Regions from separate parts of the Homo sapiens genome. Here region 2 is linked to region 1. The links are chromatin loops, found by intact Hi-C in ENCODE. Cell type or tissue: gastrocnemius medialis. All regions are shown on one strand. Links, peaks and the distances in the headings refer to the core of each region. The heading gives the core; the rest is flanking DNA. Region 1 overlaps SLC25A12 (solute carrier family 25 member 12). Region 2 overlaps HAT1 (histone acetyltransferase 1).

Region 1 (11,696 bases), core at 163-5,162:
AGGGATAGGATAATGTTGAAGTGTGTTTCTAATATTATGGTTGTAACTATGATTAATTTACCAAGATGCTTTATTAAACTAAATTTTAAAATCGTAGCCACCTAGTGTACGGATATAGTCATTTTAAGAAGTAACTGGCATAATATTTAAGCATTTAATGGAAAATATAAATAAATGTTATACATAATAGTTTAATGTTGTTACTATAGAAAACTGAGTGTTGATTATCTAATTTGGGAAGTGACTCGATAATCCACTCTGTAGTTTATGAACCTACGATATCAAAGAGCATTCTTGACAGTTGTTTTCTGAAGCAGCTGTATTTATGGATTTCAGTGCTTGCTATAGCCTGCTATCCCTAAGGTGTTTGTGAGGGAAAGAAAAATAATAAACTCTCTTTTGTGAGAATACATGTTGTGTTTTATTTTCTCATCCTTTAAGATAAGATTTGTCATCCTTATGGACTCTCCATTTAATTGTGTTCTTTTTTAAGCCTAAAAATTGTTCTGTTTGTAGCTGTGGGAGCCACTGCAGTGTATCCTATAGATCTGGTGAAGACCCGAATGCAAAACCAGCGTGGCTCTGGCTCTGTTGTTGGGGAGCTAATGTACAAAAACAGCTTTGACTGTTTTAAGAAAGTCTTGCGTTATGAGGGCTTCTTTGGACTCTACAGGGGTGAGTAAGCAAATCCCAGCTGCTGAAGTTAGTGATTTGATCTCACCAGCAGCAGATTTTAACTCACTAATTATGGAAGCCAATATGTAGTATGCCTAGCCAGACTAGGTCTGTTTCTCTCTTTTTATTTTCTCTTTGCTCATTTCCCTTTTTGCATTCTTTCTGGTGATTAGCAATATTAATCTGCAAATAAGGTCTTCATTTCTTCTTCTTGTGGTTTATATTTCTTGGTGTCCAAATTATGTGTTTGTCCCAACATGGGTCTATGTCACCATGCTCCTACAAACCAAGGCACATATCTGCAGGTGGAATACAAGGATGATAGTTAAGAAATATAGAGCTGCTTTTCTCAAAGAATTAAAGAGGAGAAATACATCTCTTTCCTGTGAAAAAGAATCCAGGTTACCACTCAAAGATGAGTTTACCCTCCATATATTTATTTCAACTGAAATAAATATCAAATGTTTTTGTCTCTTTCAGGGACCATTTATAAATTTTTTCCAATGAGCCATCTGAAGGTTTAAAAAAAAAAAAAAAAAGGAAAACCCTTTGGTTCCAAGTCTAATTCTTGCTTCTTTCCCCCACTTAGCTCAGAGGTGTACAGTCAAAACAGAGAGATTTTCTTTCGCAGGGAATGTTAGCAGCCACTCTAGACTGAGCACAGTGCAGTTGGCATCAGAGGCAGCACTGCGCCCCATGCAGAATTTTCCCCACCCCCCGTTGTCTTTGTAGGAACTTGTCTCTTTGGAGAGAGAATGACTTTCATGTATGTGTTTTCACATTAGAATATAGGGTTTCCTTTGGGAGGGAGATTAATTTTTTAATCTCTTTGGGCGCCACTTGGGATTCTATGAAAATACTCTCTACATGCTCAAGTCCATGCCATTTATGTAATTTACTGTACTTGTTTGTTTGCACATACAAGCTCATTAATCCCTAGCCTATTCTGAGCTCTGTTGAACTATTTGGCTTAGAAATCTTCCTAAGAAAGACTGGGCCCGAACAGAGCTTTATGCTCATGGACAGGAGGAAAAAAACACCGCTGGTTAGCATTATATACAGGTATTCAAGCAAAAAATATAACTCCGATAAACTCATAATTGAAGTAGAGGGTCACAAGGATGTTCATTTTTAGCATTATATATAGAATAATAGGAGAGAGTTATTCCGAAATCAAACTAGGCTCAAGTACCCTGCTCTTGAGAATGAATGTGATGAGTTTTCCTCAAATATTCAGAACTGTAGTCTCTTTGAATTCCACCTGTACAGCATGTACCCTGTGGAAAGGCGTACAATATCCAGAATGCAGACCTTTCCATGTGAATGCTTGTTTTAACTGATTAAACCCTGCATATCCAGATTTTATTTAATGGGGAATCAAGGTTGAGTGGCATTAAGGTTGTTTTTTTCCTTGATATCTCCAATATTTCTTTGTTGAATAATGACCTTTCTCCTCTTTGGTATACTTTTAAATTGCAAAGAAAATGTCCCCTATTAAAAGGAACCTAGATATTTACTGCATAGTTTAGCCTTCTCAATGGATAGATGCTTACAGAAGATTTCATTTGAGAGAGATGTCATGTTTATTAAATGGATGCAATATAGCAAGTAGGGGAGGGGATTGTTGGTTTTATTCAGGATGTAAGCTCATAAAAGCAGTTCTTTAAATGAGAGACTTTTGTATTAGGGAGAAGATTGTAGGAGTCCTGTATGTGAGCACTATGATTATTGAGATTGTCATATATTGCTTGCAACTGGTCCATTATTCTGTCAGATGATTGACAAAATTGTTGACAGATTAGCTAAATTTCTTCGCAGGCAACAATGATAAAATGACACAAATCAGTACTTTATTAAATTCCATGAGCCTTATTGAGGCGAGTTGTAAAACAAATATGCATGCTGACATGGTTGTATGGGAGTTAGATTAAAAGTAATAGAGCCTGATAATCACGAGGGTTAGAAAGTTAATACTGCCATCTGCTGATTTGTTCTTTTAAATCAGTCTGCTACGCATGAAAGGTGTGTGAGGCTTTGTGTGTATCATTGATAATTCAGCCTGACTGACAGTAGCCTATATGTATGATTACTTGTGGCTCTCAACTTATGGAACTCAGCAGTATCCTCAAAGCAGGCTTAAGATCAGCAGTCAGCAAGCAGGCAAACACATATATAACTCCCCTTTGGCTGGATGATTTAAAGGATATAAAATGTTTATTGTTAGCATCTTTAAAAAATGTATGCAAAAAAGTATGCTAACAATTTGGATAAGCTGTGTGCTTTAGAAAGCTGAGCCCAACAGATGTTGAATTGTTTATTTTTTTCTTTTCCAGTTTACAACCAGCCTGGGGAATTTAACTTTCTAAGGATTATGATTTCCTTTGTTTTGAGGGGATTCTTTTAAAATGTCTTAAGCTTGACATATATTAGTCAATAAGAATACAACAGGCATATGTTTTTGCTTATAGGAGATACTCGTTAAACAATACTTAAAACTGCATTTTTCTTTGCAGTTTTGGCTTCCTTTTAAATAAATGAATATTGAATGCTGTGTTTCTCTGAAGAGAAGATTATGGGAGTTAGTATTCTATAATAACGAAGCCACTGTATGCCATTATGTAGGTAGCAAAATCTGGGTATGCTTAACAGCATGCTTTTCAGAGCTTTTCCAAGTGTACAGTATCTGTGTATGTTTATATGTTGTTGGTTGTAATAAGGGAGGGAATTTGGTTACATTGTTATTGGCAGTGTTCCCAGAATAGAGAAGACGCATGGCTCCGTTTCTTCTTCATGGACTTTTTGGGAAGTGTTGGATAACTAGGCTTTAAAGTAAGCATGCTTAAGAAGAGGATTTATAGCCTCAAGAAAACGTGACATTATACTGCATTTGTAAATAATTATTACATATGTATACAGAGTTTTAAGGATAATCTTTTTCCCATTTTAATGAAAACTCTGCAATGTTTGATGGGTAAATAATATGGGGGAAACTCTTTGTTGCTGGGCTTGTGTATTCATGTCTGGTACAGCTATATTGCTGATGATTCTGTCCCTTTACCTAGGTCTGATACCACAACTTATAGGGGTTGCTCCAGAAAAGGCCATTAAACTGACTGTAAGTTTATCTCTAACTGAATTTATGTCATTTGTTTAGATTACCATTAAGCCAAAAAGCTAAAATCAAGGCTAGGCGTGGTAGCTCATGCCTATAATCTCAGCATTTTGGGTGGTGGGAGGATCACTTGAGACCAGTTCTAAACCAGCATAAGCATAGTAAGAACTCAGCTCTACCAAAACAACAACAACAACAACAAAATTAAAAATTAGCCAAGTGTGGTGATTTATGCCAGGAGGCTGATGTGGGAGGATTGCTTGAGTCCAGGAATTTGAGGCTGTAGTGAGCTATGATCATGCCACTGCACTCCAGCCTGAGCAACAGAGTGAGACCCTGTCTCAAAAACAAAACTAAAATTGATGCTGCTGACACTGGCACACTGTCGCAGAATTTGTACAACTTTAATTTTACATGTAAGCATTTGATAATTTTAAATTTTATCATAAGACAAATATTTTGCTGACTTGGAAAAGCAACAGTATGCCAGAAGAGAAATGGTTGGGAATTTTGGTTAACTGATGTTGTCTTTCTAATTAGGTTAATGATTTTGTTCGGGACAAATTTACCAGAAGAGATGGCTCTGTTCCACTTCCAGCAGAAGTTCTTGCTGGAGGCTGTGTAAGTATTACTGTTAGGCGCTTCTTGTGACAAATACATTCCGTTGACCTTTTTGCACAGATATAATAGATATCTTAGTGGCATTTCTCTTGAACTCAAGGGATTCTAAGCAGGTTTTCTCAATAATCATATGGAATAAGTTTTAAATTTTATTGTAAAAGCTAACGGGTTTTGAGTGTAGAAAAGAGGTAGCATTTTCCGCCAGTTAGAATGGTGATCATTAAAAAGTCAGGAAACAACAGATGCTGGAGAGGATGTGGAGAAATAGGAACCATTTTACACTGTTGGTGGGAGTGTGAATTAGTTCAACCATTGTGGAAGACAGTGTGGCAATTCCTCAAGGATCTAGAACTAGAAATACCATTTGACCCAGCAATCCCATTACTGAGTATATACCCAAAGGATTATAAATCATTCTACTATAAAGACACATGCACACATATGTTTATTGTGGCACTATTCACAATAGCAAAGACTTGGAACCAACCCAAATGCCCATCAGTGACAGACTGGATTAAGAAAATTTGGCACATATACACCATGGAATAATATGCAGCCATAAAAAAGGATGAGTTCCTGTCCTTTGCAGGGACATGGATGAAGCTGCAAACCATCATTCTCAGCAAACTGTCACAAGGACAGAAAACCAAACACCACATGTTCTCACTCATAGGTGGGAATTGAACAATGAGAACACCTGGACACAGGGCAGGGAGCATCACACACTGGGGCCTGTCATGGGGTTGGGGGTTGGGGGTTGGGGGAGAGATAGCAGTAGGAGAAATACCTAATGTAAATGATGAGTTGATGGGTGCAGCAAACCAACATGGCACATGTATACCTATGTATCAAACCTGCACATTGTGCACATGTACCCTAAAACTTAAAGTATAATAACAAAAAAAGAGGTGGCATTTTCATCAGCTCTATCTCTTTGATGCTCCTAAAGCATTACCTTCCAGACTTTTTTAAAAGTTCTAATTCCTATGCCTTTTAAGAAATAGAGTACAGAAAATATAGTAGTGGATAGAGTTACCATTCATATATGTTAACTGGAACTTTAAAACAAGTGTGAGATGGCTGATTAATTGGGCCCTTATATCTTAGGTATAGGACTGAGTAAGCCATTGTTTAATAATAATTTTTCTTCTTTAGAGGCCAGAGGGTATGGCAAACAATAATAACGGTAACTACATTTCAGCTATTGACAGAAATTCTGAACCAAGAGACTCAGATATTTACTTAGCGCACAAAGGTTTCTGTCTTTAAAGTGTAAGCATGACATGATTATTGGCAAACAATAATAACGGTAACTACATTTCAGCTATTGACAGAAATTCTGAACCAAGAGACTCAGATATTTACTTAGCGCACAAAGGTTTCTGTCTTTAAAGTGTAAGCATGACCAATTCTTAAATCTATTTGCAGCTCAACTAATTTCATTTGTGGTATTTGTTTCATATTTGATAACACATGGTTCGTTTCAGACTTGTTTAGTCCATTTTGTTCTTGGAAACATTAATAACTTCCAGTTGAATTGGCTGACAGTCTTGGCTAAAACTTCCTCAGTTGCTTGTGAAACCTGAAGTGATGAGGTCAGTGACCTTGGCAACATTTAATTCAGAGACACTGCCTCGGGGGTCAGAGAGAGAGAGAGGTTGCTCCAGATTCTCTTTGATATGTGTCAGTGTGGCACATACCTGAGTCCTCTGCAGAGTTGCTTTGGAAGAGGTGGACTGCTGTGTGGGTGTGTGTGTGCCTGTATGCATGCCCCAGCACATTCTCAGGAAGGAAATCTCTTTGGCTACATTTCTTTTTTAATGAAGAGTTAACAGTGGACATAGAATAAAACTTTTGCTTAGGTGGATCACCAAAAATGAAGTTTCTCTTCTTCCTTTATTCCAATTAGATTCTGTAATTGGTTCTTATCTAGAGAGCGAACCTTTGCCAATCATAAATATTCTTTTTCTTGGTCATTTTAAGTTTCTGTTTGGTTAAGAAGCTTTCTAACTCATTTTTATCACAGCACATGCATACCTTTGCCAGAAATATAAGTCATGCTCTTTCTGTTCCATGTAGCTAATTATTTGTTTCCGTTTGCAATATCCAGGTTTTTGGTCATGAAGCTGACCTGTTTCCATGTCTGACATGTGACCTAAGTGGTTAAACCAAAATAAGATGTTTAGTTCCTTTGTTCTTCCTAGCTACCGACCCTGTTTATAGGTTTGAACTTTAGGAATTTCTATTGAAGTCTGGGTTGCCTTGAGGGTTGTGCTGACACTCTAAATCTCTTCCTTAATCATGACTCATTTCTGGAGGCTTTGATGGATTGTCTAGTGGGAAATTGACAGCATGAAAAATAGTCAGGTTGGACTCTAGGCAGAATGATAAGGTTGTCTGCAGTTCTTCACCACAAACGTTTTCTGCTTCCCCCTTGCTCTAAATCTCTTCTTTCAGGGAAGAAGAAAAAAGTGCAATTATTGAGTTTCTACTGACAAATTCAGTTATGCTATGCTATAAATGATTGTTAAAACATAATTCACTGTTTCTCCCCAAAGTCTATAAATTTCAACAGAGAATAAAGTCTTAAAAAGAATGAGTCTCTCTTTATAGAATATCAGGCTGTATGGGACATAGGATACTCCATTTCCTAAATGATACCTGGCAAACAGCCACCAGATTAACACTGTGAAGAGTGGCTGTCTGTGAGCCTGACCCTGAGTCTTCATCATCCTGAGTAGTGGTGGTGATACGATGTACGGTGTCCTTATGGCTTTTGGCTGAGTGCTGTCAGTGCCACTAGTGAGAAGAATGCTGCTGTTCTTCCAAAAATTACCCAATTTTAAAGATGCACCTAATACATTAACCTATTGCAGGTTAATTAGGAAGAAATGGCTCAAATTGAGTTCTAGGCTTTTTTTCCCAGAGGAAGGATTAGCTAGGACCTAGGCCTTGAGTTCCCTATAGATGAGAGGGAAATTTTATTGCCATGGAAATGACAATATTCCCTTTTAGGAAAAATGGTGTGTGTTGACTAGATCATGAAGTGACCTAGAAGTGAAAATCTCTAGTCCTTGGGCATTATATATTTTGTTGTTGTTGTATGTTTTGTTTTATTATCTGGTTTGTTTTTGTTTTCGTTTTTGTTTTGAGATGGAGTTTTGCTCTTGTTATCCAGGCTGGAATGCAATGGCACGATCTCGGCCCACCGCAGCCTCCACCTCCCAGGTTAATGCGATTCTCCTGCCTCAGCCTCCCTAGTAGCTGAGATTACAGGCATGTGCCACTGCACCCGGCTAATTTTGTATTTTTAGTAGAGCTGGGGTTTCTCCATGTTAGGCTGGTCTCAAACTCCCGACCTCAGGTGATCCACCGGCCTCGGCCTCCCAAAGTGCTGGGATTACGGGCGTGAGCCACCACACCCGGTCTTTATGATCTGTTTTTAAAGGCATGTGATTTTTGTTTTTTTGTTTGTTTGTTTTTCTTCTTTTTTGAGACAGGATCTCAGTCTGTTGCCCAGGCTGGAGTGGCGTGGTGCGATCTCAGCTCACTGCAGCCTTGACAACTCCTGGGCTCAAGGGCTCCTCCCATCTCTCAGCCTCCCCAGTAGCTGGGACTACAGGTGCATGCCACCATCCTCTGCTAATTTTTGTATTTTTTGTAGAGATGGGGTTTCATCATGTTGCCCAGGCTGGTCTCGAATTCCTGGGCTCAAGCAACCCACCTGCCTTGGCCTCCTAGTTTTGGGATTACAGGTGTGAGTCACCAGGCTGGCCAAGGCCTGTGATTTTTGATACATGCAAAAGAATACAAACAATATAATTACAGAATAATAAAATGAGCATCCATGCTTCTAGCACCCAACTTAACTAAAACGTTACTACTATTGTTGATGATGATTATTGCTTTTGATGTAGCTTGAATCAGCTAATGAGGAATAGATACCTTTCTTACTGGGCTGAACATTTTATAGGGATTATCTCATTATTGTTCCCAACTAGAGTTGAAAAAACTAAAACCTTAGTGAAATCCAAATTTTGACTTAGTAAATATCAAAATTGTGGTTCAAACCACTTCTATCTCCAAATCCATATTCTTTCACACTTGATATAGGTTTTCATTTGTTCTTTCATATATTCACTTACTCATTGAATACCTGATATCTTTCATGCAAATTTTAAAAATACCACCTTTAGGCCGGGGGCGGTGGCTCACGCCTGTAATCCCAGTACTTTGGGAGGCCGAAGCAAGTGGATCACCTGAGGTCAGGAGTTCGAGACCAGCCTGGCCAACATAGTGAAACCCCGTCTCTACTGAAAATACAAAAAAATTAGCCAGGTGAAGTGGCGCGTTCCTACAGTCCCAGCTACTTGGGAGGCTGAGGTAGGAGAATCGCTTGAACCCAGGAGGTGGAGGTTGCAGTGAGCTGTGATCGTGCCACTGCACTCCAGCTTGGGCAACAGAGTGAGACTCTGTCTCAAAAAAAAAAAACAAAAAACAAAACAAAACAAAAAAACAGAAAAAATAACAGCTTTATTGAGATATACTTAACGTACCATACAACTCCCCCATTTAATGTGTATAATTCAGTGTTTTGTTGTGAAACCATCACCACAATCAATTTTAGAACATTTTTATCAACACAGAAAGAAATGCAGTACCTTTTAGCTATCACTTCTCAATCTTCCCATCCCATCCGTAAGATCTAGGCAACTGTATTGCCCAGGCAGGAGTGCAGTGGTGCGATCAAGGCTCACAGCAACCTTGAACTGCCGGCTCAGGCAATCCTCCCACCTCAGCTTCATGAGTAGCTAGGACTGCAGGTGTGTGCCACCACCCTCAGCTAATTTTTAAGTTTTTCATAGAGACAGGGTCTTACTTGGCCAGGCTGGCCTTGAGCTCCTGGCCTCAAGCAATCCTTCTGCCTCCTCCTCCCAAAGTACTAGAGTTACAGATACGAGCCACTGCACTTGGCCTCTAGGCAACTATTAATATACTTTCTGTTTTTACAAATTCACCAATTCTGAATATTTTATATAAATGGAGGCTGGGCGTGGTGGCTCATGCTTATAATTCCAGCACTTTGGGAGGCTGAGGTGTGTGGATCACTTGAGGTCAGGAGTTTGAGACCAGCCTGGCCAACATGGTGTGAAACCCCATCTTTATAAAAAATGCAAAAATTAGCCAGGCGTGGTGGCAGGTGCTTTTAATCCTGGCTACTTGGGAGGCTGAGGCAGGAGAATCACTTGAGCCTGGGAGGCGGAGGTTGCAATGAGCAGAGATTGTGCCCACTGCACTCCAGCCTGGGCAACAGAGAGAGACTCTGTCTCAAAATAAATAAATAAATAAATAAGGAATCATGATATGTGGCCTTTTGTAAGCATGACATTGTGCCTAACTTTTTTCACTTAGCGTGTTTTCAAGGTTCATCTGTGTTGTAGCATGTATCAGTACTTAATTCATTTTTATTGCTGAATATATGGATATACTACAGTTTGTTCATTCATTAGTTGATAAACATTTGAGTTGTTTCTACCTTTTGACTTATGAATAATGCTGCTATGAATATTGGTATATAAGGTTTTGCATGGACATGTTTTCATTTCTCTTGGGTATATACGTATGAGTGGAATTGGTGTGTCATATGACAACTGTAATTAGCATTTTCAGGACTGCCAGACTGTTTTTCAAAGTGGCTACATCCTTTTGCATCCCTACTAGTAGTGTGAAGCTTCTGATTTCTCTACATCTTTGCTAGTATGTGTGTGCGCGCGTGTGTGTGTGTGTGTGTGTGTATTTTTTTAAATAATGGTAGCGTCTCACTATGTTGCCCAAGCTGAGAGTGCAGTGACTGTTCACAGGTGTGAACATCACATGCTACAGCCTCGAACTCCTGGCCTCAAGTGATCTTCCTGCCCCATCCTCCTGAGTAGCTGGGACTACAGGCATGTGCCATCATGCACAGCTACTTTCCACATCTTTGATAACACTTCTTATTGTCTTTTTACTATAGCCATCTTACTGAGTGAAAAGTGATACCTTATTGTGGCCTAATGACTGACAATGTTGAGCATCTTTTTGTGTGCATATTGACCACTTGTATATCTTCTTTGAAAAAATGTCTATTCAGAATTTTTGCCTATTTTTAAATTGGATTGTTTTTTGGTTACAGAGTTCTTTGTATATTCTAGATATGAGTCCCTTTTCAGATATTTTTTATTTTCTTGATGATGTCTTTTGAAGAATTGGGCTTTAATGAAGTTCGTTTAATCTATTTTTTCTTTTGTTGTTTGTGCTTTTGGTGTTATATCTAAGAAGTCATTAATCCAAGATCATGAAAGATGTATGCCTTTTTTTTCTGGTATATAGAAATTGACTTTATATGTATGCCTCCTTTTTTCTTTTCAGAGTTTTATAGTTTTAGCTTTTACATCTAGGTCTTTTCCGATTTTTAAGCCTAAGTTTTTTAGGTTTTTTTTTTTTGCCTTGAACAGAGAGAGATATTACTAAATGTCAGTTTTGTTTTAGTTTTGATTGCTAATGTTTTGGTGTATTTCCTTCTAATGTTTTCATATACATGTGTACATGCTCTTATGCATAGACATATGTGTGCACATGTGTACACACACACACACACACACTTTTTAAAACCAGATGGAAGTTTTGTTGACTCTGACTTCCTGATTGGAAATGCAAGCAACTCTCACTTACTACAGGAAAGAGGGAGTCACAGTGGAATGTCTTATTTTAGAAGTAGTATATAACCTTTGGGAATAGTAGTATAAACAGATTGTGCATTTTCAGATTTTTATTTTTATTTTTATTTTTTCGAGACAGAGTCTCGCACTGTCGCCCAGGCTGGAGTGCAGTAGCGTGATCTTGGCTCACTGCAAGCTCCGCTTCCCGGGTTCACGCCATTCTCCTGCCTCAGCCTCCCGAGTAGTTGGGACTACAGGCACCCGCCACCAGGCCTGGCTAATTTTTTGTATTTTTAGTAGAGACGGGGTTTCACCGTGTTAGCCAGGATGGTCTCGATCTTCTGACCTCGTGATCCACCCACTTCAGCCTCCCAAAGTGCTGGGATTACAGGTGTGAGCCACAGTGCCTGGCCCATTTTCAGATTTTTAAATCTCATTGTGAACATTAACCAAACTTGTGTTTTGTATCTATATCAAAATCTTCTCAAACAAACTTACTCATTCAGAATTTATGATAACTTGGATGTGCTATCCCAACATGTTTTTTGTTTATTTGTTTGTAGTATCTATAAATTGAACTCTAGGTTAAA
Region 2 (11,696 bases), core at 3,013-8,012, 140 kb before region 1:
TGCTGTATTTTTAGAGCCTTTGTATCTTAGTAAGCTTTACCCTCAGATTATAACATGGCTGGTTCCTCCTTTATCATTCAGAAATGAGCAAAATGTATCTTCATAATACTGCCTGAATTTAATTTGTGTATTTACTATTTTGTTTACTGACTGTTCCTCTTGGCTAGAATGTAAGCTCCATGACTTTGTCTGCCACTGTATCGCTGGCATCAACAACACAGAAGGCACTATGGAATGAACACTCACTGCAAACTGAGATAGAAGAAGCAAGCCCATGACCCACATATCCCCTACCCAATCGTTTTTAATAAGGGGAAAAAAGTCTTTGTTTGAATACGCAATATAAATGATCTTTGACCACAAAGCAAATAAGTAACTCTACAAAGAGACATTATAAAAGATTGATTCCTTATTCCTAACACAGTATTTCTAAATGGAAAAACCTAATTTTCAAGAATGGAACAATTAGATGTCAATGCAAATACACAGCTATTTTCACTGCATGAAATATTTAAAAGATTTATCTATAACTAAATCAATAGTTCCTTTGGAAGAAATCAATTCAGTGCTATCAGCTGCAACTGTAAAAAACAAAAACCCTCCAACAGTGGGTTTACACACAAGGAAAAACATCACCTGCATTTTTAATAAGAATATCTAGCTGGGCTTGGGTCTGGAGAATTTAGCAATCTACATATTTGATTATGAAAAAACTCTATTTTAATAAATGTGTTAAATGCTAGTTTATCTAAGATTACATCTTTTCAAACATCAAACCACTACAGTATTACTCAGAATCACTTTTGTATCTGCACAATTTCAAAAGTTATCCTGGGAAACAAACTATATAAAATAAAACAAATATTAAATGTAGTTACATATTATTTATCTGGCAAGCTCAGTCATCTCAAACATGGCTGGGAAGTGGGGAAAAACACACAAAAAAACCAAATAGAACTCAAAATATTTCTAATACTAAAGTTGAATAATGAATATGAAACTACTTCAGATCTTTTTCATGCTATGCACAATTCATATTATATGAAACTATTTCAGATCTTTTTCATGCTACGCACAATTAGTTTTATAGATGGGGCATAGGGTTGGCAAAAGAGGTAAAGTCAGAAGTTAATGTCAGTTTAAAGTCCTGAAAAAGTTGGTGGCATTGTTAATGTTTTAGGAACTGCTACTTCTGCAAAAGAAAGTTATGACATACAGTATGAAGTAATCAGATTCCATCAAGCTTACCAATATGGTATTTTTAACCATAAGGGGTTTGCTAGTGTGAAGCTCCTTACAATGATAGCAGTAAACTGGGAGCACATGGCATAAAACACAGGAGAAGGCTGGGTACGGTGGCTTGTGCCTGTAATCCCAGCATTTTGGAAGGCCAAGGTGGGAAGATTGCTTGAGGCCAGGAGTTTGAGGCCAGTCTGGGCACTATAGCAAGACCCCGTCTCTACAAAAAATTAAAAATTAAAAAAATATTTTTTTTAATGAGGGGGAAAAACACATGGTCAAAAGGGGAAAGATACCTATGTAACAAACGTGCAAGTTCTGCACATGTATCCCAGAACTTAAAATTAAAAAAAAAAATAACGGGAGAGAGAGAGAAAAAGCAGTAAGCCCAAGAGCCTGGATCCTCTTAGAACAGGTCATAAATATTCCTAACATCTTTTAATCAGGATATTATTATATATTATGCATAATAACACTAAATAATCATCTCCTAGTACAATACTGATTATTTACTAGTTGTATGACTTTGGGCAAAACCTTTAAATATAACAAATCCCTCAAAATTTAAATAATAAAAAAGGGCCAAGTAAGTCAGTTCCAGTAATGAGAGGAGGTTTTAACCAAAAATATAGATGGGGCATAGGGGTGGCAAAAGAGGTAAAGTCAACAGTTAAAATCAGTTTAAAGCCCTGAAAAAGTTGGTTTAATTGTTAATTCTTTAGGAACTGCTACTTCTGCAGAGGAAAGTTATGACATACAGTATGAAGTAATATATTTCATTTTCCATACTTGTGTCTAGCACAGTATTACCAACAGTATATCAGATATAATTTACTAAAACTTGCTGGATTAATAAGTGCAAAGAAAAGAGATTTTGCTATAAGAATTAACTTTCAATTTTATAAATATGATTTAGTGACAAAATGGGATTTAATCTTTAAAAAAATCAATGGTGAAGTTTCAATGCCCTTAAATGAGGAATGCTCGGAAACAGAACAAGCCTAAAATATAATTTTCTTAAGGCCCTCAAAGATTCATGTCCATCCCACATGCAAAATACATTCATTCTATCCAAACATTCCTAAAAGTCTCAACCATTACCATATCAACTCAAGCCCAAAATCTCATCTAGATATAGTCAGTTCAAAAGTCACACCTCTCATCATAGGTAAGACTGTGGGTATGATACATCCTAGGGCAAAATTCCTCTCCATCTATGAACCTGTGAAATTAGAAAACACAGTATCACTTCCAAAAGACAATGGTAGGACAGGCATAGGACAACAGTTATAGAATCTCTCATTCCAGAAAAGGAAATGGAAGGAAGAAAGGAGCCACTGCCACCAAGCAATTTCAAAATTCAGCATGGCAAACTCCATTAGGTTTCAAGGCCTAAGAATAACTGTGGCCTGCAGCTCCACCCTCTGGACCCAAAGCTTTGCCCTCAGAGTCATTCTTCCACTTTCTTTAAAGGTAGCACATGTTGGCAGCTGAGCAGTTTTATTAGCCTGTTTCCTGCCTGTGAAATTTGGAGAGTTCATACAGCCTTCCTTCATTTTGTCCTGTCAATCCAAGCTGCACTATAAAGTTTTAATTCTCAAAACCCTTGAGTCGCCTGTGTACGTCATGAGGGTTCATACCATTAGACAAGAGGGTCCTCCACAAATGTTCCCCAGATCTACATTCCTAGCTTTTTGCTGAGACAACTGAGGAGATCCATGAGTCACGTGCCTAATCCCTTCAGCACTAGCAAAAGGTTATCCTGTCACACTCACGGCTTTCTCTCCAGAACACACTTTCCACCTTCCTGACAATGAATATCCTAACTAGTGTCTTCTACAATCTGGATAGGTTAAGAATTTCCCAAATCATCAAGTCCTGTATCCTTTTTGTTTAACAGTTCTTCCCTCAATTTATCTCTTTCATCACTTTACTATAAGCAGCCAGAAATCAGGCCACACCTCCAATACTTTCCATGAAAACCTCCTCAGCTAAACATCCAAGTTCATTGCTTACAGTAAGTTCTCCTTTCCACAGAACTGCAGGACATAACTCAGCTAGGCTTTCTGCCACTATAGAACAAGGATATCCTTTTCTCCAGTTGCCAAATACATGTTCCTCATTTTATTCTAAGCCCTCACCAACCAGAGGCAGTTCTTTTGTTTGTTTGTTTGTTTTTTGGAGACAAGGTCTGGCTCTGTCACTCAGGCTGGAGTGCAGTGGCACCATCTTGGCTCACTGCAACCTTCACCTCCCGTGCTTAAGCCAGTCTCCCACCTCAGGCTCCAGAGTAGCTGGAACTACAGGCACACACCACCACACCCAGCGTGTGTGTGTCAGCGTGTGTGTGTGTGCATGCGTGCGTGTGTGCGTGTAGAGATGGGTTTTCGCCATACTGCCCAGGCTGGCTTGAACTCCTGAGCCCAAGTGATCTACCTACCTTGGCCTCCCAAAGTGCTAGGATTACAAATGTGAGCCACTAAGCCTGGCCTTTTTTTTTTTTTTTTTTTTTTTAAAGACAGGGTCTCACTGTCACCCAGGCTGGAGTGCAGTGGCATGATCATACTTACCTTACTGTAGCCTCAACCTGCTGGCCTCAAATGATCCTCCTGCCTCATTCTCCTCAGTAGCAGAGGCACTTTTTTTTTGAGACAGAGTCTCGCTCTGTTGCCCAGGCTGGAGTGCAGTGGCGCGATATCGGCTCACCGCAACCTCCGCCTACCGGGTTCCGGTGATTCTCCTGCCTCAGCCTCCCGAGTAGCTGGGATTACAGGCATGCGCCACCATGCCGGGCTAATTTTTGTATTTTTAGTAGAGACGGGGTTTCACTATGTTGGCCAGGCTGGACTCAAACTCCTGACCTCGTGATCCACCTGCCCTGGCCTCCCAAAGTGCTGTGGGATTATAGGCATGAGCCAACGCATCCAGCTCATGTTCGTGTTTCTACCAAAACTAAGTTTATGACTATATATATATTCTCTAAGATGATACAGGTGTTCTCTCCTACACTCCTAGCTTCATTCTGAGCCCTAACCAACAGTCCATTATTTCCTTTATTTATTTATTTATTTATTTTTGAGATGGAGTTTTGCTTTTGTTGCCCCGGCTGGAGTGCAATGAATGGCGCGATCTTGGCTCACTGCAACCTCTGCCTCCCAGGTTCAAGTGATTCTCCTGCCTCAGCCCCCCAAGTTGCTGGGATTACATGTGCCTGCCACCACGCCCGGCTAATTTTTGTATTTTTAGTAGAGATGGGTTTCACCATGTTGGCCAGGCTAGTCTCAAACTCCTGACCTCAGGTGATCCTCCCGCCTTGGCCTTCTAAATTGCTGGGATTACAGGCATGAGCCACTGCGCCCAGCCCATATTTCCTTTAACATCCATATTTCTACCAACAGTCCATTCAAGGTAATCTATGCTTTTTCTATCATGCACCTTCAAAACTCTTCCAGCCTCTACCTATTTCCAAAGACACTTCTACATTTTTAGTTATTGGTTATAGCAGCATCCCACTTCCTGGTATGAAAACCTGTATTCGTTTCCTGTGGCTGCTATAATAAATTACCACAAACTTGGTGGCTTAAAACAATATTTATTCTCTTACGGTCTGGAGGTGTTCTGAAATCAGTATCACTGGGCTGTAACCAAGGTAATACACTCCCTCTGGAAGCTCTAGGAGGGAATCTGTTCCTTTCTTCTTCCAGCTTCTAGTGAGTAAGCATTCTTTGGCTTCTGGCCATATCACATCTGCCTCTGTGGTCACACTGCCTTCTCCTTTTCTGTCATCAAGTTTCCTTCTGTCTCCCTCTCATTAGGATACATGTCATTACATTTAGGTCCACCCAAATATTCCAGGATAATATCAAGATATTTAATTACATCAGCGAAGTGCTTTTTGCAATATGAGGCACCATTCACAGGTTCCAGATATTAGGACATGGATATCTTTTGGGGGGAACCATTATTCAGTCTACCACAGATGCATACTCATCTCTCTCTCTTTTTTTGAGATGGAGTCTTGCTTTGTCACCCAGGCTGGAGTGCAATGGCGCAATCTTGGCTCACTGCAACCTCCACCTCCTGGGTTCAAGCAATTCTCCTGCCTTAGCCTCCCGAGTAGCTGGGATTACAGGCATGCACCACTGCGCCCAGCTAATTTTTGTATTTTTAGTAGAGACGGGGTTTTGCCATGTTGGCCAGGCTGGTCTCAAACTCCTGACCTCAGGTGATCCGCCCACCTCAGCCTCCCAAAGTGATAGGATTACAGGCATGAGCCACTGTGCCCGGCCTCATCTCTCTCTTTACCTTTATCCCCTTTTGATACACTCACTTTAAATAGTTTTATAATGTGATCAGCTTGATCATCCATGTATTCCATCCATAAAGGAATATATTAGCAAAATTTGTGGGATTAGAAATGCAGCAAGAGAAACTTCAATAGATTCCACACTAGGTAAAAGTGGAAAATTTAGCTATTTCCCTCCATCTTCTTTGACTTATAGGAAATAACCACAATAAAAAACAAAAGTTGGCAAAAAAATAAAACTCTGATCACAAAGGCAAAGATTTTTATGAAGAAGGTCCATGCAGGAAACAGAACAGGATCATGATCACAGGATTAACTGTAATGACAGGGAGGCAAATGCCTCCATAACTAAAGACTGAGTATATGATTTTATTTAATTAATTAATTTTTTTTTGAGACAGTTTCACTCTGTCACCCAGGCTGCAGTGCAGTGGCACGATCTCAACTCACTGCAACCTCTGCCTCCCAGGTTCAAGCAATTCTCCTGCCTCAGCCTCCCAAGTAGCTGGGATTACAGGTGTGTACCACCACGCCCAGCTAATTTTTGTATTTTTAGTAGAGACGGGGTTTCACCATGTTGGCCAGACTGGTCTTGAACTCCTGGCCTCAGGTGATCCGCCCACCTTGGCCTCCCAAAGTGCTGGGATTATAGGCGTTAGCCACCACACCCAGCCTGAGAATGTGATTTTAAAACTACCATGTAACAGATTCTCTCTTCCCTCAAACCTTAATTTTTTTTTTTTTTTTTTTTTTTTTTTTTAAGAGACAGGGTCTTGTTCTGTTGCCCGGGCTGGAGTGCAGTGGTGCCATCATGGCTCACTGGCAGCCTCAAGCTCCTGGGCTCAAGTAATCCTCCCACCTCAGCCTCCCAAGTAGCTGAGGGTCTCACTATGTTGTCCAGGCTGGTTTCCAACTCCTGGGCTTGAGATCCTCCCACTTCAGCCTCCAAAAGCACTGGCATTATAGGCACAAGCCACTGCACCCAGCCCAAACCTTTAATTTTTAGAAACTATTTGTTTATTGTTTGTTTGTTTTGTTTTTGAGACAGGGTCTAGCTCTGTCATCCAGGCTGTAGTACAGTGGCATGATCTCAGCTGACTGTAGCCTCTGCCTCCTGGGCTCAAGCCATCCTCTGACCTCAGCCTCCTGAGTAGCTGGAATTACAGACACATGCCACCACGCCCCACTAATTTTTGTGGTTTTTTTGAGAAATGGGCTCTCACTATGTTGGCCAGGCTGGTCTCGAACTCCTAAGATCAAAAGATCTGCCCCCCTTGGTCCCCCAAACTGCTGGGGTTACAGGTGTGAGCCACCGCACCTGGCCTAAAACCTATTTTAAAATAAATTAAATTGGAAAACAGTTTAAAAAGTATTTCTGTTCTTACCTCTACACAGTCAAAGTTCTCATCAACTTTAGATGCATATTCAACACGGAACATTGTTGACAGGCTACCAGCAATATAGTATAACAGGATCTTTAGACCCTTGTAACCAAAAGCAGTTTCACTGAAATGGAAAAAATAGCAATAATGGAATGAATTTTTGCAGTCATTAAAAAGTATTAACCCTACATATAAACAAGTTTAACTTCATGGGTAGTTTCAAGATTTTAAACTATACTTAAAAAAAAAATCTACAATAAAATGTGCTTCAGTTTTCATCTATAAAATAGAATAACTCAGGAATGTTGCCTAAGTCAGGAATGTTGTTTGGGTTAAATAAGTTAATACATGTAAACTACTTATAAAACTGGCACATTGTATAAGTACTCACTAAATGTCAGACATTTAATACTATTGCTACTGTTGCTGCTGCTGCTACCATTACCAGTATTAGAAGGCATTTCAAATGAGAGAAGTAGTGTTAAATTAGGACCTGGCTAGGCAAGCAGCTACCAAGCCTTGGACCAGTCCCTCCAACTTACTGCTTACTGAATCACCAAAATCCAGAGCTGCAGCAATAGCACCTGCCTTACTACATGTAAACTGCTCTATGAACTCAAAAGGCAGATATGGAACTGCTGCTAATTCTTCCACCCCTGCTCCCTGCTATCACATTTATGCCTTAATATTCCTTTTTCCAGCTTAAAAGAGTCTTCTAAAAAGTGAACTCTAAATTATCCAAAATAGGTAAATCTATAGAGACAGAAAGTAAATTAGTGACTGCCTAAGACTAGGGGTCAGGGTAAAGTGACTATTAATGCATTTTAGGGTTTTTGATGGAAGTAATGACAATGTTCCAAAATTGACTGTGTTTGCACAACTCTGAATACATTAAAAACCACTGAATTGTACACTTTAAATAAATGAATTGCACAGTATATATCTCAATAAAGCTGTATTCTGATTTTTTTAGAAAGTGAATTGTGAAAGAAAAGTGTTTGAAAGAAGCAGTGTCATTTCCAAATTTCTGTCTAGGCTACGAAAATACGGAGCACTGTCCATTCCAGCAACTCTGAAAGTTATGTGAAGAAGAAAGGAGTGGCAATGATACTAGGATCAAGACCAATTATCATGCTTGGGTCATACAGTTCAGGGATATCACTATTATGTTACTGTCCCCTACCCATCTTAGAAGAGTGGTATACAAGCACCCCACTTTCAGTGATATTACGCAAAACAGTGTGCAAAATGCCATTAAGAAGCACTAACTGGTCTGGGCACGGTGGCTCACACCAGTAATCCCAGCACTTTGGGATGCTGAGGCGGGGGGGGATCACTGGAAGTCAGGAGTTCAAGACCTGCCTGCCAACATGGTGAAACCACGTTTCTACTAAAACTACAAAAAAAAAAAAAAAAAAATAGGCAGGTGTGGTGGTGGGTGCCTGTAATCCCAGCTACTCAAGAGGCTGAGGCAGGAGAATAGATTGAACCCAGGAGGTGGAGACTGCAGTGAGCTGAGATTGCGCCACTGCACTTCAGCCTGGGCAACAGAGCAAGACTCCGTCTCAAAAAATTAAAAAGAAGCACTATCTGTAAAACTAGATCTTATCTACTAAGATATTACACAGATTTTTTAAAGTAGTAAAAAGTAGAGAATAAAACAATGTCTCTTTAGAGATAGAACTCCAAAGAGAAAATATTCTTATTTTTATAATAAAGTAAAACCTATTTAAAATATGAAAGGCTGAAATTTTGGCATTAATCTATGTATAATAAGATACAATTATTAATATGTGAAAGCACATAAAATGCCTAATCTGATACATCAATAATGAAAAATTCACAGGAAATTCGTTGCAGGAAGAGACATTTGTTGACTTAAAAACACAATAAGGGCCTGGTGCAGTGGCTCACGCCTGTAATCCCAGCACTTCGGGAGGCCGAGGTGGGTGGATCATCTGAGGTTAGGAGTTCGACACCAGCCTGGCCAACACGGCAAAACCCCATCTCTACCAAAAATAACAAAAATTAGCTGGGCATGGTGGCAGGCGCCTGTAACCCCAGCGACTCGGGAGGCTGAGGCAGGAGCATCACTTGAACCCAGGAGGCGCAGCTTGCAGTGAGCCGAGATCGCACCATTCATTGCACTCCAGCCTGGGCAACAAGAGCGAAACTACGTCTCAAAACAAAACACACATTAAGGCTGGGCACAGTGGCTAACGCCTGTAATGCCAGCACTTTGGGAGGCTGAGGCAGGTGGATCACCTGAGGTCAGGAGTTCAAGACCAGCCTGGCCAACAGGGTGAAACCCCGTCTCTACTAAAAATACAAAAATTAGCTGGGTGGGATAGCACGTGTCTATAGTCCCACCTACTCGAGAAGCTGAGGCAGGAGAATCGCTTGAACCTGAGAGGCGGAGGTTGCAGTGAGCCAAGATTGCACCACTGCATTCCAGCCTGGGCAACAGAGTGAGACTCCATCTCAAAAAACAAGCAAACAACAAAAAAAGCCACACATTAAATATGGCTGGGTACAGTGGCTCACGCCTGTAATTCTAGGACTTTGGGAGGCTGAGGCAGGCAGACTGTCTAAGCTCCAGAGTTCGGGACCAGCCTGGCCAATATGCCAAAACCCCGCCTCTACTAAAATTACAAAAAAAAAAAATTAGCTGGGTGTGGTGGCACACACCTGTAGTCCCAGCTACTCGGGAGGCTGAGGCATGAGAATCGCTTGAACTGGGAGGCGGCAGAGGATGCAATGAGCCAAGAAGATCATGCCACTGCATTCCAGCCTGGGCAACAGAGCAAGACTCCGTCTCAAAAAACAAACAAACAAAAAAACCCAAAACCCCCACACATTAAAGAAATATGTCAATGATGTTAAAATAATGCATGGGGGGAAAAAAGACATGAAGGGAAATATTTAAATGTCCACTATGTCTAAATACCCTTTCCTACTACAACAAACCAGGGGTTCCATGGGAGACTGACTGACTCCAGAACTAACAGGGAAAGTACCAGATGAATCTGGAAACATCTTGTTGTGTGAGAAAGTAAAGTATCACCAAAATTATAAGGACATATCAGAAAGACTCAAAAGTGTCTGAAAGGGTGGCCACTTGCCAAATCTGGGATAATTTGAGCATCAAAATTAGTAGCAGTAACAGATTGTACATAGCCCACTGAATTGTAAAAGACTCCTTAGCCAGGTGCGGTGGTTCACGCCTGTAATCCCAGCACTTGGAGGATCACTTGAGCCCAGGAGTTCAAGACCAGCCTGGTCAACATAGGAAGACCCCCATCTCTTAAAAAAAAATTTTTTTTTTTTTTTTGAGACAGAGTCTCACTCTGTTGCCCAGGCTGGAGTGCAGTGGCGCAATCTCAGCTCACTGCAACCTCTGCCTCCCAGGTTCAGGCAATTCTCCTGCCTCAGCTTCCCAAGTAGCTGGGACTACAGGATACGCCAGCAAGCCTGGCTAATTTTGTATTTTAGTAGAGACGTGGTTTCACCATGTTGCCCAGGCTGGTCGCAAACTCCTGGCTCAGGCAAACCTCCCGCCTCGGCCTCCCAAAGTTTTGGGATTACAGGTCTAAACCACTGCACCCGGCCAAAAAATTTTTAAAAATTAGCTGGGTATGGTGGTACACGCCTATAGTCCCAGCTCCTCAGGAGGCTGAGGTGGGAAGATCTGCTTGAGCCTGGGAATTCAAGGCTGCAGTGAGCTGTGATCGCACCACTGCACTTCAGCCTGGGTGACAGAGCAAGACCCTGTCTCAAAAAACAAAAACAAAAAAAAGCATCCCTGAGTTTGATATAAATAAAGAAATAAATAAGAAGAAGAAGAAGAGCTCTTTCTTATAGTAGCATGCCCAACTAATAAATGAAAAAGGTACAAAAGAGTTACAAAATTACCATTTTACAATCATCATAGTAAAATACTGATTCAAGCAAGAATCATTAATGGATGCTTCTGGGTGAAAGCTTGAGGAAAACAGGATATTTTCGGTCTCACAGTATCTCCCTACAAACTACTTATAAATTACAAAGGAAAAAACACTAACTTTATAGTGGAAAAACCTAGCAGCCACCTCTAAACCAAGTGACCCAAGTTAACTTAACCAACAAGGGACAAACTGACATCACGGACTTCCTGATGTGATACACTGAGGACACAATACCATTTCTGTAATGGCACAGCAAAAATATGCATTATCTGAGTTTAATCACAAATAAACCAATCAAATTAATCCAATATAACAGTTCTACAAAATTAGCCTATACCCTACAAAAATGTCTGTTAGGAAAAAACAAATGCTGAGGATCTGTTTCAGATTAAAGAAGAATGAAGAGATATGGCAACGAAATACAATATGATTCTGTATTGGATCCAGGATTGGAGAAAATTGCTATAAAGGAATTACTAGAAATCAACTGACAAAATCTGAAACATGAGCTGTATATCAGAAGATAGTACTGTATCAGGCCGGGCATGGTAGCTCACGCCTGCAATCCCAGCACTTCAGGAGGCCAAGGTGGGTGATCACTTGAGGTCAGGAGATTGAGACCAACCTGACCAAGATGGTGAAACCCCGTCTCTACTAAAAATACAAAAATTAGCTGGGTGTGGTGGCGGGCGCCTGTAATCTCAGCTAGTTGGGAGGCTGAGGCAGAAGAATCATCTGAACCCAGGAAGTGGAGGTTGCAGTGAGTTGAGATAGCACCACTGCATTCCAGCCTGGGCAACAACGCGAGACTCTGTATCAATGTTA

The links. Peaks named below come from ENCODE experiments on the same cell type or tissue, not always from the same donor. Only the 100,000 strongest peaks of a DNase experiment are listed, where the experiment ranks them.
Region 2: it touches region 1 in a loop (2.3-fold over the local background); 2 of 110 quality-filtered maps call a loop at or near these places.

Annotation. Positions count from the first base shown.
Region 1 is chr2:171,802,318-171,814,013 of GRCh38, reverse strand. SLC25A12 (solute carrier family 25 member 12) reads left to right here. Exons shown (of 18, transcript NM_003705.5): 11 at 517-675; 12 at 3,738-3,790; 13 at 4,328-4,408. Among named protein-coding and RNA genes, the nearest start is that of SLC25A12, 86 kb to the left of the region's middle. In gastrocnemius medialis, for the core only: a CTCF peak has its summit at 2,670 (motif pointing left); no DNase peak of the experiment used is centred there; H3K27ac peaks cover 3,020 bases.
Region 2 is chr2:171,948,236-171,959,931 of GRCh38, reverse strand. It overlaps HAT1 (histone acetyltransferase 1), which reads right to left. Exons shown (of 11, transcript NM_003642.4): 4 at 6,931-7,051. Among named protein-coding and RNA genes, the nearest start is that of HAT1, 32 kb to the right of the region's middle. In gastrocnemius medialis, for the core only: no CTCF peak of the experiment used is centred there; a DNase peak (open chromatin) is centred at 4,986; H3K27ac peaks cover 1,234 bases.